2 separate regions of the Homo sapiens genome follow, and region 2 is linked to region 1. A link is an interaction called in ENCODE POLR2A ChIA-PET data of the cell type or tissue named here. Cell type or tissue: Panc1. All regions are shown on one strand.

Region 1 (2,500 bases):
GGCACTTAGGGCTGTGCTCGGCCCAGGGAACGATAATGTTCTTATCCTTACTCCACATATGAAGAAACTGAGGCTCAGAGGAGAGAAGGAACTTGAATGCCACTCAACAAGTCAGGGACTGGGGCTTGAAAGGAGCTTTTCTGTCTCCCAGAGCAAGGATGTGCCCATGCGTTCCCTCTGCCTCTCACCAGGACAGGGTGTAAGCAGAGAGTCCGGTCTCCAGGTGGAGGCCAGGTCTGGCAGGCCTGCGATGCCTTTGCTGGGTCTACAATGAGGGCCTCAGGGGAGAGGACTGTTCTCTGATTTTTCCCAGTGGCCACGGCCACCTCACCACAAGCCAGCAGTGAGGGGCAGGGGAGGCTCCATCTGGGGGCAGCCCAGAGGGCAAGAGAGCTGAGCCCTGATACAGTGCAGCCTTTCTGGCTGTGAGGACGACTGAGAAGTGGGACTGGCCTGTGGGAACAGAGAGGTTCCAGCAGGAAGAGCAGAGACAGCAGTTAACATGCATCGAGCACCTGCCGGCTGCTGGCCCTGGGCGCCGCATTGTGTTGATGGTCACATCGGCTGCACACGGTGACTCTGCGAGGTGTTGTGTCCATTTCTCAGAGTGTGGAGCCAAGCCTCAGAGAGGTTCAGCCACTTGCTCAGGGCCACATAGTCAGTGGCAGAGCCAGGATTTGTACCCAGATGGTCTGGGCCCAGAGCCCCTGCTCTTCACCACTGCCTGCCTCCTGAGAAACCTTAGGCTTGCCCTCGGACAGAAACCTTGACAGTTCATCCCCTCTCTCCTGCCTCCATGAACACTGGTCCTCACTGCGATCCCCGCCCTGCTTGAGCTGGGGAGTTCAGAGTCCGGTTGCAGCAGTATCACTTGGGGTGGTGAATGGGTGACTCTGAAGTCTGAGCCTGACTCACAGTCTGGGGCTTGGGGGTCCTGGGGAACCTGGCTTGGGCTCTTGGCGGGAGGTGCGCTTATAGGCAGGGCCCCTAGGGCTGTGGATTCCTGCCTGCCTGCCCGTCCGCCACCTGCCAGCTGGGCCAGGCCTGTGGTTTCCTCTGAGTGGTTTTCTTGGCCTCGCTGGCCCCCACCCAGGCTGAGCCTCGGCCACACAGCATGTTGATGAGGGATGAGTCACCACCGTGGGGGGAGGGAAGGAAATGAAGTCCAGCCACAGCAGAGATCCAGGGCCTGGATCCAGCTGGGGAAACCGAGGCCAAGATGGGGAAGGTCCCTCATCAGAGACAGTAACAGCTGGAACTAGAACCCAGGACTCCTGACTCCCAGTGCATGCCTCAGTTTCCCCCTCTGTAATATGAAGTTGATAACCTCGGCTCTTTTCTCCTCTGCCACTCCTAGGGCCATTGTGACAGTTGAGAGACGGGATGGGGTGCTCATGCACCATATTTTACAGGTGAAAAAACAGGTTCAGAGAGGGAAAGTGACTTGGCCAAGGCTACACAGCAAATTAACATGTCCTGTGCAAGAAGCCCATTCAGAACCCAGCCCCACCCCTTCCCAGGAGCACACCTTAGAAAGCTCTTTATGGTTCATCAGGTGCTTCCTCTGGGCCTCCCCTTGTCCCCAGAGGCAGAGAGTATAGATTCAATAATGTGGAAGGGGGAATGTGGGTTCAGAGAGACCTTGTTCCCACTGAGGGCCACGGAGCACACTCAGGGCAAAGCTGCAGCCACTGCCCCTGTGGACAGCTGGGTCTGCCTCTCTGCAGGCTTAGGCCCCAGCCCCATTGCTTTCAAGAATGCTCCCATCCCTGGCAGCTACAAGAAAGAAAGATTTTTCACGCTAGGAGCTGCCCTGATGGAGGGCGGGAGACCATAGCTGGTTTGGGACTGCCAAGCTGGACCAGGACTGAGCAAGGGTTCCCAGGGCATCAGTTCTCTGGGTGTCAGGCTGAGCTTCCCTGTCCCTTGCATGGTTTGCTGTGCCCACCACAGGCACCAGGGCCATGGGCCCCTCCTGCTCAGTGTCCATCTCAACGCTGATGCTGTGTTCTTCCCCTGCAAGGCACCTCTGTGCCTGGGCTTCCCCTGAACGGGGTCCTGGGCCCTCTTTGTAAGCTAAGAAGGGTTAATTAACACTGTCAATGGGAGTGCTCCTCCCAGTTGGTCCCAGCCCAGAGAGCTTTCCTCCAAGACCATTTCCTGCCTCAAGGCCTTAGCCAGGCCCACAGTGACCACCCCCCACAGGTCTGGAAGCCACTAAGCCCACATCTGGTTTGGATTACATCAGGGCTGGTGACACTGCCTTTCCCTTTCTGGGTCCAGTGGCCTTGTATTCCACTGGCCACCTTGGACCCAATAAGACAGTGGTAGGTAAAGATTCAGCCAGTGATAGGGCTGCGCCGAGGGCATGGAGGAGCCAGGGCTGTCCTGAAGGATGTGCCCACCTGGACCATCTCCTACCTATGAAGCTGCCTACGCATCTGTTTCTTCCTTCATGTTAATGGGTAATATTTATTGGCCACCAGGCACTATACCAAGT
Region 2 (2,500 bases), 450 kb after region 1:
AGTGATACTGATTTTCCATTCATGGTGGTTATATAAAGTTTCTTTTTAAAATAAACTTTGTGTTAAGCAAAGTAGATTTAAAGAAAAAACGTTAAGTAAATAATAGTACAGGTGATGATAGACATGGCGAAAATTGTCCAGAAACAATCGGATTATTGACATTTAGGACATGCTGGTGTGGAAGAAAGGCCATGGACTTTGGAGCCAGATGGACCTGGTTTCAGCTTGCTTTGCCACTTATTAACTCAGTGTGCCATGTTACTTCCCTGTCTAAGTCTCTGTTTTTTTTCTCCTGCAAATTGGGTCAGGGCAGAGTTACCACTTGTGGGCCAGACGCTTGCTGCCTGTCTTCTTCTAGTCCTCACACGGCCCCAAGCAGCAGGTGTTAGTGATATTCCCATTTTACAGATGAGGAAATCAGCTCCGAGGGGTAAGAAACTTTCACAGAGCCTCAGAACTACGAATGATAGGCTGGGCACAGTGGCTCCCAGCACTTTAGGAGGCCGAGGCAGGTAGAACACCTGAGGTCAGGAATTCGAGACCAGCCTGGCCAACATAGTGAAACCCACGCTCTACTAAAAATACAAAAGTTAGCCGTGCGTGGTGGCAGGCGCCTGTAATCCCAGCTGCTTGGGAAGCTGAGGCAGGAGAATCCCTTGAACCTGGGAGGTGGAAGTTGCAGTGAGCCGAGATCACGCCACTACACTGCAGCCTGGGTGACAGCAAGACTCCATCTCAAAAACAAACAAACAAAACTAGGAATGATAGAGCTGGGTTTCAGTCCCAGGTGTGTCTGAATCTCTTTTTGGCTATTCAGGCTACCTCTGCCTGTTAAATACAGGTTTTGCTATGGCCCTCTGCCCATAGCATTATTCACAATAGCCAAGAGGTAGAAGCAGCCCAAATGTCCGTTAACAGATAAATGGATAAAGAATATGTGGTACAGGCCAGGCGCGATGGCTCACGCCTGTAATCCCAGCACTTTGGGAGGCCAAGGCGGAAGGATTGCTTGAACCCAGGAGTTCCAGACCAGCCTGGGCAATATAGTGAGACCTTGTTTCTATAACAAATAATAATAATAATAAATTAGCTCAGTATGGTGGCATGTACCTGTAGTCTCAGCTACTCAAAAGGCTGAGGTGGGAGGATTGCTTGAGCCTAGGAGTTCAAGGATGCAGTGAGCTGTGATTGCACCACTGCACTCCAGCCTGGGTGTCAGCAAGACTGTGTCTCAAAAAAAAAAAAAAGAAAATATATATAGTGCATACATGGAATGGAATATTATTCAGCCTTAAAAAAGAAGGAAGTTCTGACACATGCTTTAGTATTGATGAACCTTGAGGGCATTGTGCTGAGTGAAATAAGCCAGTCACAAAAGGACAAATACTGTTATGATTCCACTTATCCGAGGTAGCTAGAGTAGACAAAATCATGGAAACATGGTTACCAGGGGCTAAGGAGAGGGGGAAATGGGGAATTGTTCAGTGGTTATAAAGTTTCAGCTTTGCAAGATGAAAAAGTTCTAGAAATGTGTTATACAACAATGTGAATATAGTTAACACTACTGAACTATACACTTAAAATGATTAAGAGGGTAAATTTTATATTATGTGGGGTTTTTTACTGTAATTTTAAAAAAATTTTAAATGATAAGCCATTGGTTAGAGGGTGATTTTTTTTTCATTTGGAAAATCCCAATTATGCATAAAACTAGAATAATGTAATGAATCATGAACCCATTACCCACCTCCAGCAGTTCTCAGCACTTGGCAATCCTATTTTACCTATAACCTTCCATGCACCCCACCCCTGAAAAAGATCCCAGATGGCATATAACTTTATCTGAAAATATTCTTGTTTACCTCTAGAGGATAAGAACTTTCTTTTTAAAATAATAACATTTTTTTACACGTAAAAATAATTTCTTACATTGTCTCATATCCAGTGTTCCAATTTCCTTGATTGTCTTATACATTTTTTTTTTTTTTTTGAGACAGAGTCTCGCTCTGTCACCCGGGCTGGAGTGCAGTGGTGCGATCTAGGCCCACTGCAATCTCTGCCTCCCGGGTTCAAGCAATTCTCCTGCCTCAGCCTCCCAAGTAGCTGGGATTACAGACATGCATGCACCACACCCAACTAATTTTTATATTTTTAGTAGAGACAGGGTTTCACCATGTTAGCTAGGCTGGTCTTGAACTCCTGACCTCGAGTGATGCACCCTCCTCGGCCTCCCAAAGTGCTGGGATTACAGGTGTGAGCCACCGCGCCTCGCCTCATTTTTTTTTTCTTGAGACAGGGTCTCACTGTATCACCCAGGCTTGAGTGCAGTGGTGTAGTCAGAGCTCACTGCTGCCTCAAACTCTTAGGCGGCTCAAGCAAACTCCTGGGCTCAAGTGATCCTCCCAACTTAGCCTCCTGAGTAGCTGGGGCCACAGGCATATACCACCGCACCTGGCTAATTTTTAAAAATTTTTTTGTAGAGACAGGATCTTGCCATCTT

Evidence for each region. ChIA-PET counts read pairs that join two places held together with the same protein. Peaks named below come from ENCODE experiments on the same cell type or tissue, not always from the same donor. Only the 100,000 strongest peaks of a DNase experiment are listed, where the experiment ranks them.
Region 2: POLR2A ChIA-PET joins it to region 1 with 6 read pairs; 3 of 35 experiments call an interaction of 5 or more read pairs at or near these places.

The regions. Positions count from the first base shown.
Region 1 is chr20:31,835,252-31,837,751 of GRCh38, forward strand. No RefSeq gene overlaps it. Among named protein-coding and RNA genes, the nearest start is that of FOXS1, 9.1 kb to the right of the region's middle. RefSeq lists an enhancer at 1,791-2,500. In Panc1, no CTCF peak of the experiment used is centred here; a DNase peak (open chromatin) is centred at 1,100; H3K27ac peaks cover 2,500 bases.
Region 2 is chr20:32,289,644-32,292,143 of GRCh38, forward strand. All of the region lies in intron 1 of KIF3B (kinesin family member 3B), which reads left to right. Among named protein-coding and RNA genes, the nearest start is that of KIF3B, 13 kb to the left of the region's middle. In Panc1, no CTCF peak of the experiment used is centred here; no DNase peak of the experiment used is centred here.